4 separate regions of the Homo sapiens genome follow, and all the other regions are linked to region 1. A link is a contact called in ENCODE Hi-C or POLR2A ChIA-PET data. All regions are on one chromosome and are shown on one strand. Each heading gives the region's core, a stretch centred on a gene start or an enhancer-like site at or near the end of the contact. The rest is flanking DNA. Distances are from core to core; before and after follow the strand shown. Region 1 has its middle 85 kb from the start of CAND1. Region 2 has its middle 68 kb from the start of LINC02421. Region 3 has its middle 18 kb from the start of LINC02421. Region 4 has its middle 19 kb from the start of DYRK2.

What was found. A loop is a pair of places that touch in the nucleus more often than their neighbours do. ChIA-PET counts read pairs that join two places held with the same protein, here RNA polymerase II (POLR2A). Pooled maps may share reads with other maps.
Region 2: a loop to region 1 is called in a map with no recorded cell type, with 2.6 times the contacts of the local background. The contact joins two enhancer-like sites. A Hi-C loop is called at or near these places in 1 of 37 single-sample maps with no recorded cell type and 6 of 50 pooled maps.
Region 3: a loop to region 1 is called in a map of Calu3, with 5 times the contacts of the local background. The contact joins two enhancer-like sites. A Hi-C loop is called at or near these places in 1 of 168 maps with a recorded cell type or tissue (Calu3), 2 of 37 single-sample maps with no recorded cell type and 3 of 50 pooled maps. POLR2A ChIA-PET finds 5 or more read pairs at or near these places in 2 of 52 experiments (CD8-positive, alpha-beta memory T cell and naive thymus-derived CD8-positive, alpha-beta T cell).
Region 4: a map of gastrocnemius medialis shows a loop between it and region 1 (10-fold over the local background). The contact joins two enhancer-like sites. A Hi-C loop is called at or near these places in 21 of 168 maps with a recorded cell type or tissue (B cell, CD4-positive, alpha-beta T cell, CD4-positive, alpha-beta memory T cell and 13 more), 9 of 37 single-sample maps with no recorded cell type and 24 of 50 pooled maps. POLR2A ChIA-PET finds 5 or more read pairs at or near these places in 5 of 52 experiments (BJ, CD4-positive, alpha-beta T cell, CD8-positive, alpha-beta T cell and 2 more).

The regions. Positions count from the first base shown.
Region 1 is chr12:67,353,292-67,355,949 of GRCh38, reverse strand. No RefSeq gene overlaps it. Among named protein-coding and RNA genes, the nearest start is that of CAND1, 85 kb to the right of the region's middle. Within about 2 kb of position 1,354, at least 3 of the 41 ENCODE cell types and tissues checked have a DNase peak (open chromatin) inside an H3K27ac peak, as active enhancers do; they include heart right ventricle, where a contact is called at or near this core.
Region 2 is chr12:67,796,237-67,798,894 of GRCh38, reverse strand. No RefSeq gene overlaps it. Among named protein-coding and RNA genes, the nearest start is that of LINC02421, 68 kb to the right of the region's middle. Within about 2 kb of position 1,339, at least 2 of the 41 ENCODE cell types and tissues checked have a DNase peak (open chromatin) inside an H3K27ac peak, as active enhancers do.
Region 3 is chr12:67,746,591-67,749,248 of GRCh38, reverse strand. No RefSeq gene overlaps it. Among named protein-coding and RNA genes, the nearest start is that of LINC02421, 18 kb to the right of the region's middle. Within about 2 kb of position 1,333, at least 11 of the 41 ENCODE cell types and tissues checked have a DNase peak (open chromatin) inside an H3K27ac peak, as active enhancers do.
Region 4 is chr12:67,666,601-67,669,258 of GRCh38, reverse strand. No RefSeq gene overlaps it. Among named protein-coding and RNA genes, the nearest start is that of DYRK2, 19 kb to the right of the region's middle. Within about 2 kb of position 1,363, at least 9 of the 41 ENCODE cell types and tissues checked have a DNase peak (open chromatin) inside an H3K27ac peak, as active enhancers do; they include heart right ventricle, where a contact is called at or near this core.

The sequences.
Region 1 (2,658 bases), core at 105-2,604:
AAGATAAATTTCTTCAATTCTCAAGAAAGGTAAAGACATTCTGCAGCCGCTGACAGTTCCATTTCAGATGAATTAGCATAATGTTGGGCAAACAGCAAACCTAAAAGGCAAATGTTCAAGACTCTAGCGTCAGTTATTTGCCAGCAAAAGATAACATCAAACATATGAGTAATGAGCCTTTAAAGTTGCCAGTCCCCAGGGAAGATTTGAGTTCTCATTAGTAAAGAGATATGAGATCCCATTTTGCCAGAGTCAATAGCACCGCATGAACACAGAGAGATACTAGAAGAATAATTTCCACACTTGGCTCTGAAAATAATCATCCTTATCTTTGCATTTTAAGTCTCAGAATTTGGCAAAAGAGTTCTAAGGATTTTAAAACATTAATAACAAGACTAAGAATGTTCCCAGATGAACTCTTATTTCTCAGACTATCTTGTTGGAGTTATTTACACATATGGCACAAACAAAGCCAAATGAATTGGAATATTTGACTTTCTCTCCACAAGATCTTACCAGTCTTTGTTTCTCAAGGTTTAGTTTGCATAAGGACAAAGGAATACAGTCGAATACTTAAAAGTATTATTTTAAAACACACTTTTATCTTGATAGTTATGTCTTTTCCATCAATATCTCTATTCACTATGTGAAAAAAAAAAGTCATACAACTTCAGAGTAGAAAGCATTTCAGTCCAACCACTTCACAGTCGCAAATCACAAGCTATTCACCCAGGAGGAAGAGCTGCTAAAGTCAATTCCCACTAAATTTCACCAGGGGCAGTTTAAACCTTCTGTTCTGTCTAGACATTTTGCCCTCCTCTGCCCAAACATCCTGACTTTTAAGGAGTTTTACAGCTTAGTCAACTCACCAACATCCTGAAGTAGGCTGAGATTGCAGATTTCTTTTCTGAATACCAATTATGCTTATTTATAAAACACAGAACATGGAGCAGAGAATTTAAGATTTTAGAGCTGCAAGTCACCTTCCTTTTATAATCCACAAAAGTGATTTGCTGTGATACCTGATGGCCTCTTTTGGAAAACAGAAGGCTTGAACACAGCATTGAAATGTGTCAGACTTTCTTTTTAAAATTTTTTCAGCTTCTTTTGAGGGTATATCCTGTAAAGCACTATGAGAAACATCCGAAAGACACAATTCTTATCCCCCAAAAGCCAATTATGTTGTCTGACTTCGGTTTCCTAAGCTACCCACAAACTGAAAGGCAAGGTATGGTGGTCAAAGAGTAAAGTCGACGTCTACACAGAAGCTTCCCTCTTTCCCTCAGCTCTGCCTCTTTCCAGTGCTGCTCATGTGATATGATACTTAGTCAAGCTTACTTTTTAAGTCAGCCACTTCGTGGGAACACTTTCCGGAGTGATGGCCAGCAGAATAGCTAAACTTTGTTACTGCCAAACCTCTTCTTGAGACAGGAACTCTGCCTACACAAAGCAAAAACAATATTTCAGCATCCCACCCTCCCTTTGAACCCACATTTGGAGTCATAGTTTCAGTTTTCATAACTATCCGGAAAACTGAAATGCTTCACTGGCCCACAACCAAACTCTTGGGCTCTTTTCAAGTCTGCCATCTCCCCCTTTTCATTCCACTTCCTCCCTCACTGTGAAACCTTGCTTGCTTGGACACTCCTGTAGTTTTAGACACCTTCCTGTCGATCTTTGAGCTATTTACCAGCTGAACATTTGTATTGTTAGTGTTAAATGATAAATTCATATAGCTAAGACACTTGACCAAGATAGACCGATACTATCATTTGAGCAACTGTCTCCTGCAATCTGTCATCACAATGAGATAGCCATGTTCTAACCTATCAGTAAGATTATACAAAAGTAAACAGAGTTGTCGGTATAAAATTGATTGTCAGCCGGGCACAGTGGCTCAAGCTTGTAATCCCAGCACTTTGGGAGGCCGAGGTGGGTGGATCACAAGGTCAGAAGTTTGAGACCAGCCTGGCCAAGACAGTGAAATGCCGCCTCTTCTAAAGATACAAAAATTAGCTGGGCATGGTGGCAGGTGCCTGTAATTCCAGCTACTTGGGAAGCTGAGGCAGGAGAATCTCTTGAACCTGGGAGGTGGAGGTTGCAGTGAGCCAAGATCGCGCCACTGCACTCCACAGAGCTAGACTCCATCTTGAAAAAAAAAAAATGCCACTGAGAGGTCATCTTTTATGAAATTCAAAAGTTTCAGAAATGTATCTAAATTGTCACCAATCCTTTCCCTGTAGTGTTCACCAGCCTCTGATCAGTTGATTTTAGGCAAATTTCTCACCTTCCACACTTGCAACACAAACTCAACTTCCAGCATACAGAGCTACTTGAAGGTTTCCCTAAATACACTAGGCACCCTCAGTCACTACACTACATATATGCTCTTGCTTTTTTGCCCAATGCCTGCCTTTTGACAGTCTGAGTAATGCCTACTTGTTTTCAAACTTCAGCTCAGGAGCTGCCTTCGCTTGTCTCATCCAAGCAGTCTGCAGCCCCTTGCTTTTATGCTCCTACAAGACCCTATTTATAACTCCATCACAGTGCCCATCATATGCTGGTAAAATGGTTTGTTTTCCCCTCTCACCTGCCATAGGTTCATTCTGAAAAAAGATTAAGAGTTTGACTCTGCAACCCCAGCACCCCAGGCTGTAT
Region 2 (2,658 bases), core at 90-2,589, 440 kb before region 1:
GGTATGAAATGACAATAGGGAGGAGAGAGTGACTCTCAGCTAGCAACCTGCCAACTCTTACAAAACCAGGCAGGTATGTGTGAGTCTACGTGTGTCTTGAAAATCAGTCAAGTTTTATTATAAGAAAATCTTCAAACCAAACACCTTACTTAGAATGGGTCAATAGGAAAGCTGATATGAAAAATCCAAGTTCAAAATATCCTTAGATTAAAACCCTAGCTAGAGCTAAGATGAACTGGCATTAAGTTAGGACAAATGGCTAAATACTTGTTTACATAAATATCACACAACAATTTAGCTGTTTCTGCCTTAACCAACAATAAAAATATAGAGAGAGAGAAGAAAAAGAAGGCAGGGGAAAAATGGAAGAGGGAGAGGGAAGAAGATGAACCAGAGGAGGAAGAAGGTAAGAGTAAGAATAGAGAGGAAGAGAAATAAGAAAAAGAATAAGAGGAGGAAGGTGATGAAAAGGAGGAAGGAGAGGAGCAAGAGGAGGGCAGAGGAGGGAGGGAGGAGGGTGGGAAAAAGGTGGCAAAAAGAGTTGTGGACAAAAGTCTGGTGAGATCTAGGTCCAATTGTGGTCCTTGAACTTATAGTCTTTGAACTTAAGTGTGAATTTTTGACACTTCTTCGCCTCAGTTTCTGTGTATACTTACTGGCTATTTCATATCCGAGTTTTGAAGGCTTTGCTTTTATTTATTTTTGTTGTTCTTTTATTGCAATTTTTTGCAACAAAATTCTTTTTACTAAACAAAAGGTTTTGGATATTCATTATGGAATTCAGAGGAAGACAAAGCCCAGAGGCTCACTGCCCTAGGCAGCTACTGCCCCAAGGGACCCCAGAGGGCATTGGCAGAAATCTGGATGTGTCCAAGCCCTCTCCAACTTGACTCTATCTTTGTTATGGTCCTTTAACAATTCTATAACAGGAAGTCTCACTCTGATGCCATACACAGAGCCCATGCAGTAAGCCTGCTTTCTAGGTGACTGGGCTGCCTAAATGAATTTCTTTGGATGCTTCAAGGCTTAAGATCCCTTCAACAGGAAACCAGCAGCCCACTCTATGCTGGAATTTACTGTCTAAGAAACAGCAAGATTACAGTGTAATTTCAAATGTTTCCCAAAATGTTAACAAATTAATATCTAGATGCTAGGTGTAAAATGCCCCCAGCGTGGCAGATACTCTGTCATCAGACATCATGGCAAGCCGCCAATCACGGCTTCAGTTGAGACTGCTCAATACTGACGCTCTCTACCACTGCACCGCCTGACTCACCATCATATAGAAGACCCACACTGAAAAATCTGTCCTGAAATGAATGCTGGAACAGTCCTGGGAACCATTCCACCAGCACCATCATGCATATGCACAGCCGCTGCAAAGCCTAATCAGAATTCAGAATGCTGCAAGAAGGGACCCGCCTAAGAATTCTGTAACCCAAACTTCAGTCCAGGAGCCAAACCATTTAACCCACTGGCAGTAAACAGTTAGAAAATGATCTAAATTTAGAATGTCCAAGTAAGCACTGAAGTTCTTTCCTTCTTGTTTGGTTCCAGAGAGCTATTCTGGACATCATACCATTAAACGAAGCAATGTAACTGACAAGCAGCAATGGCCAAAGTGAATTCAGTTTTGGAAATGAGTGAGGTTCTCAGCTTCTCTATAGATTAGCCCTGCAGCTGCCACTCTCTGGCAAGGGACAGAATAGGTTGTATACATGAACACACATTTGAAGGGTAACTTCAGGACTCCCTGAGTTTGGCTACTCTTGTTCACAGACTGTCAGAAATAATCTACTTGGACCACTTAAAAAAAAAAAAAAAAAAAAAAAGGAACCCACATCAGACTAAAACCTTGTTCTCCAGTAATTTATTCCAAGCACAAGGTGTTTTCAGATAAAAAGCAATTATGTGAAATCTACCATCAGGCCACAGAAAATAGAGTAAACATTTAATGTAATTAGACAATCATGCCTATATTTCTCTTTTGCAGTTTAAAGCAACTCACCGACTTCAAGTATTTCAGCCCTAACTTTGAGCAGTCGCAAATGTGGGAAAAGGGTGTCTACAAGTGAATTTTAATATTACAGAAAATCTCACAGAAAGAATCTAGTTCCTTAAGATAAGGCTGCAGAGGCTAACTTTCATATCAAGGTTCTTTGCTTTAGGCTGGAATTATATCATCTTAATGCAGTAAATATCCGTTTTTAAATCTCAGCTGACCCAAAGTTTTGATAAGTAGTTATCAAAGTCTTTGGTTAATTAAAAAATAGTAAACTAAATTTTTTCATACCAAATGTAGTTTGGTAGATTGTATCTTTCAAAACATGTGACCCAGTAAAAGGAGTCCTTGAGGGTGAAAATATTGGAAACTACTGAGAAATTATTCTAAGAAAGTAATTAAGGAAAATGTAGCTGTAATAAAAATTATTCTAGCCTTGCCTGTGATAAAGAGAAGTTTAAAGCAATAAGAAAAACTAGTAATAGAAGAGTTGTTGATAAATGAGGATATACCTAAATAACAGACATATTTAATCACTGAAAGGTGCTGCAGATGTGAATTTATTCAAATGGGAAAACATGTTCATAATATTGTGCTAAGCAAAAAATGACATTATGAAGCAGTTTAATGAGCGTAAGCTCTAAAGAGGGTTTTCG
Region 3 (2,658 bases), core at 84-2,583, 390 kb before region 1:
GAGGAGTCCGTGGTAGGAATCCAGGAATCAAGTAACAAACAAATATAGCAAGTGGCACCACATTTCTAGGCATATAAAGAAATAATAACACCTAGAATTTGTAAACAATTTGCTAAGCTCAGGGCTAAGGGCGTCACAAATCTTGTGAAGCTAGCCAGTGAGAGAGGTACTATTTTTATCCCCCATTTCTAGATGGATAAATTGCAGTTCAGAAATTGTAACCCCATTGGTACTTGCCAGGTAGGGATATAAACCAAAGCTCAAGCGTTTCACCCTGTACAGTCTGATTCTTCAACCTTCACCCCACCCCTTCCACATTAGATACCTGCAATACAGTTAGGAATGGTTTTTACTGGTCTTAGTCAATCATGGTGATTCATTAACCAGTGGTGGTTCAGGAACTTAGACCAGTCAGCATCTAGCCTTTCCCTACTAAAATTATTGATTCAAGAAGAGCATATGACTTAAATTGGTCCAAGGAAATGAACAGGAAGAACTTGGGCTCCAAAGATCAGTGAGAAATGTTGATTTTCCCTCTGGAAGTGAACAGAGAAGCACATGACACCAATTGTTACTCAAAGCAACCATACTACTAAGTAGAGCATTTACCTTAGGATGAAGTCTTCTTTGTGGATTGCTGTGTGGAGAGACAGAGGGACCATTGTTTATTGATGACATAATTAAGCAGGAGGATCAACAAGATTTGTGGCTGTCCTACCTCTGGATTTTGTTTTGTATGAGCCAAGAAATATCCTATCTGTTTAAATTGCTTTGAATTGAGTCACCATTTCCTGCAACTGAAAACACTGTAACCAATATCTACTCCATGGGACCTCCTCAGAAAAACAAGGGAGGAGTAATACAAACCCATATAGATGATATCCTTCATGTGAGCCATTCCTTAATACGCCCTTTCATAGATGAGAAGGGCAAAGTCCAGCAAAGTTGAGTAATTTGTCTTAGGTGACACAGCTAGTAATTGTTAAGGCTGGACTTTGTTCCTCTGAGTATCTGACACCAAAGTCTGTATGCTTTCCAATATGCACAATGAAAATCTTGGCCAGTAATGAAAGGTATGCAGATCATATTCCAGTCCCATGCAGAAGTTAGTCAAAGGTTCACTGAAGATAAAGTCTAATAAGTAATCTGGTTTTCACAGCAGAATGCCAGTCACAGCAAGGGACTTGTGTGCTGGGCAGAGAGAGCCTCTTGTATGGCTGGGCCAACATGGCAGGAGAAGGGAAAGGCTGTGATTCAGAGGCTAATCCCCAGCACATTGGACACTTGGTGGAAGGCCAAGCGTGACCTTCAGACTCTACCAGCTGCTGTGTGTGAGGCTACTGATCACCCTTCCTGCCCTGGTCAGGCCTGGCTCAGCCACCAGTGGGGAGCAGAGCAGCTCAAATGAAACATCTGGAAAAGACAGAAGATGGTAAAAAGAAAAAAGGAGAAAGAAAAAAAAAGGGAGGAGAGTGAATCCATAGATATTAGGAACATAGTGATTATGAATATAATAAAAAGTGACTCCAAACTCTTGGCTTATCAGGATGTACCAGTCCTCTCTTGCCAATACTGTACTATGTGCAAGTTTTGATTACCTGTTTCGAGGTGAGTTTTTACATATATTATTTTCCTAAAACTGGTTGCCATTCTGTCCTAATTTCTTGCTCAAAATTTATATTTGCATCTGAAAACTCAAAGTACCATGGCACCTGGCTACCTTTCCCAATCTGTTCCTGTTCCAGAGCTGCACATATGGCTGCTGACGTTGAAGACAGCACTTTATTTTAGGGGGTGCCAGTCACATGGCTTCCCCTCGAATGGTGCAGTGTACAATCTGCACAACCATACCCAGTAGTCTTGCCTGGTTCTCTTAGTTCCTTATGCAAAATTGGTCTAAAACTTTTTAAATGTCATGTTTTTGCCAGATGTGGTGGCTCATGCCTGTAATCTCAGTGCTTTGGGAGACAAAGATGGGAGGATCACTTGAGGCCAGAGTTCAAGACCAGCCTGGGTAACATAGCCAGGTCCACCCTCTGCCTTCCCACCCCCACCCCCACGCCCATCTTTACACAATCTTTTAAAAAATTAGCTGGACATGGTGGCACATACTTGTAATCCCAGTTACTCAGAAGACTGAGGTGAGAAGATCACTTGGGCACAGGAGTTCAAGGTTAGAGTGAGCTATAATCAGGCCACTGCACTCCAGCCCGGGCAACAAAGTGAGACTCTATCTCTAAAATAAATAAATTTTAATTTTAAAAAATTGTGTTTGTGCCTATTTTTACTGTTACATATGAGATAGGTTGGCTGATAGTTGCCACAGTTCCTCAAGCAGCCAAGTGGAAAGGAAAATGTTCTGGCTTTAGTTTCAAACAAATGTAGGCTGGAATGCTGGGTCTGCCACCTACTAGCTAGTTGGCCATGGCTAGGTTAACCAACTGAGCTACTGTTTCACTATCTATAAAATGGGAATAATATCAGCCTCATAGTATTAACAGAAGGATATGTACTAAATGAGAAAATTATGTCAATATATATTTTTGAAGTTCCTGGCATAGTGTCTGCAACGGAAGAGATTCTCAATAAATATTAATTCCCTTATTGAATTTCAATGTCAATTTCAGTCCCTTTTCCTGGCAGGGGATAAACTTAGTC
Region 4 (2,658 bases), core at 114-2,613, 310 kb before region 1:
GCAAATGTAGGAACTGGTTCACATGGTTCAATAGGCCAGGAAGCAAATTTCCTCCCTATTATTAAAGTGCTCTGTTTACTTAGTCCATAGCAGTTTTCTTTTGGTTTTATTCATTCCTTACAAATGTTTTTCTTTATAATAATGTATTGAGTTTTTAAATATATTTTTAAAATATGGTTATTGTGAAAACTGATGAAAAATATATAAGAAAATTAAAATTAGTATCAGCTACCTGTTAATACTTTGCTGTATTTCTTTCTAATTCTTTTCCCAATGCCATCTCTGCCTCTGCCTTTGCCTGCTTTGGTAGGGAGGACATTCACTTGTGTGCCCCCCTTTTTTTCTTTAATATTACACTGTAAACATGTTGTTCATAATTGATATAATTTATTAAGCAAACCTCTGTTAATAGATACAAGGTTTTTTTCTAAGTTTGTGCTAGTAGATATGATTATTCTTGTACATAACTCTTTGTTTACATCATGGATTCTGATACCAATTTCTGGAAGTAGAATCAACAGGTAAAAATGAATGAGCATTTCTAAAGCTCTTGGTACAGATTACCAAGTGCCCTCCAGAAAGGCTCTGCTAATTATGCCCCAGCAGCATCAAACGAGTGCTTTATATCACTCCACACCCTTGCTAGCAATAAAAATGGTTGTTTAATTAATTGTTGATATTTTGTGGGTTAAAAATAAACTCATGGCTTTAATTTTTATTACTTTGATTTATAATTTATAATTTTTTTGGTCCATTTATGTTGCTCATGTAAATTTTTTGAAGGTATTATTGTCTCTTTTTTCCACTGGAATATTAGCATTTTTCTTACTGGTTTTAAATGTCCTTTATAGATTAATTACATTGCATCTGTAATTTTTACGTAGTCACGCTGTAAAAACACTTTTTTTCAGCCTACATTATTTCAATTACAAAAATAGCAACACAAATGGTATCCTCAGAATCCTGCGTAGCCTTATCCCCACCTCACTTCACTTCTTAAACAGAACTTCTGGTGGAGGACCATTCTTCCATCAAATGATCTCTCTCAACTCCTCCCAGATGGTTAGAAGTCCTCTGTCTCATAGAGTGGCACCATCTCCATATGGCTCCCCTCCAGTTTTTCTCCATAGGAAACCAGAATGATTTTTTTTTTGTTTTTTTTTTAATTTATTGTACATGCATCAATGGCTTCCTGGTGTAATCAGAATAAATTCCCAGCTCCTCCAAATGGTCTGTGTGGCCTTCTCCAAGGTCCGGCATTGCATTTCTGTCCCTCCTTATCCTGCACGAGCTTTCCCCTGGCTCACCAAACTCCAGACTTGGCAAGCCTCCACCCCGTGCTCTGGCCTGCTCTTCAGCTCCTTCCTCCTTCAGAACACCACATCCACGCCACTATGCCAGAGCGGCCTTTGCTGACTTCCCAGTCTGTTATTCTTTCTCACGAATCTAGCTGCTTCTTCTCATGCTGGGCACTGCTTACAAACTATAAACATTTTATGATTGTCTGGTTAACAAGTACCTCCCTTACTAACATGGTATCTTCATACATCACTTGCTTTTTGTTTTTCTTTTCTTTTTTTTTTTTTTGCCAGTGTGTGCCCAATGGGAAGGATGGAGGGAAACAGGGGAGAGGATTCTGCTGCCTTCTCAACTCAGTTCTACTCACCTTGCAGTTAGCAGAGAGATTGCCAGTGTTACCTTTTGGTAAGGGTGATCTTGCTCAACCTCAGCTTAAAGAGGACTTTGTAGGGGCAGTGACATCTGGTCTGGGCTGAATCTCACAGGATGAGGCAGAGATTGGCAAATGCACTCTAGACAGAGACAGCACATGTGTTGTGGCTACAACAACATGGCACATTTGAGAAAAACCACAGGACAAGGCCTACCTTCCGAAGAAATTATTCTCCCTTCTTCACACTGCCACAAACCCAGTCTCTTTGCCCATCCTTTGCATTATGCCAAAAATTATACACGTAGGTGCTCAGTAAATACTGGATGACATACGAATGAATGATTCATGACATCCCTCAGTTAAAGCAATTTGCTTCTCCTAGAATATCCTTTTTCTCTCTCTCAATCTGAATTCCATCAAGTCCTGGCTGGAGACCCACCTTCTGAAAGCTATTATTATCCAAGAGCAACACAAATGACCTGCACTTATTCTGAATTTCATCTTTCAATGTTCTAAACTTAATATTTTCTGTCCAATCTTGTCTTCCTAATTAAACATAATGTCCTCAAAGGCAGGGATTGATCTCCTCCTTCTCCTCCTCTTTCACTTTTTATAATTTTTTTTTTGTTTTGGTAAACTCAAATATGCCAAATCCAAATATACCATCTTAGAGAGTAAAAGTTTAATTTCTATGAAAGGAAGGGAAGAAGAAAGGCAGGGAGGGGGAGAGGGAGTTTGCCTTGCTTGCTCTTGAGCTCCTTCCTCCTTCAGAACACCACATTCAGCCACTAGGCCACAGCAGCCTTTGCTGACCTCCTAGTCTGTTTTTCTTTCTCACGAATCTAGTTGCCTCCCTCTCCCCCTCCCTCCCTTCTTCCCTTCATTCATTTTAGTCTTAATATAAAAACTTAATATGTAAAATCCCCCCACCCCATTTTTATAATCTTTTTAAAATTTAAAATTTCCTGAAAAGAATTTGAATGAAT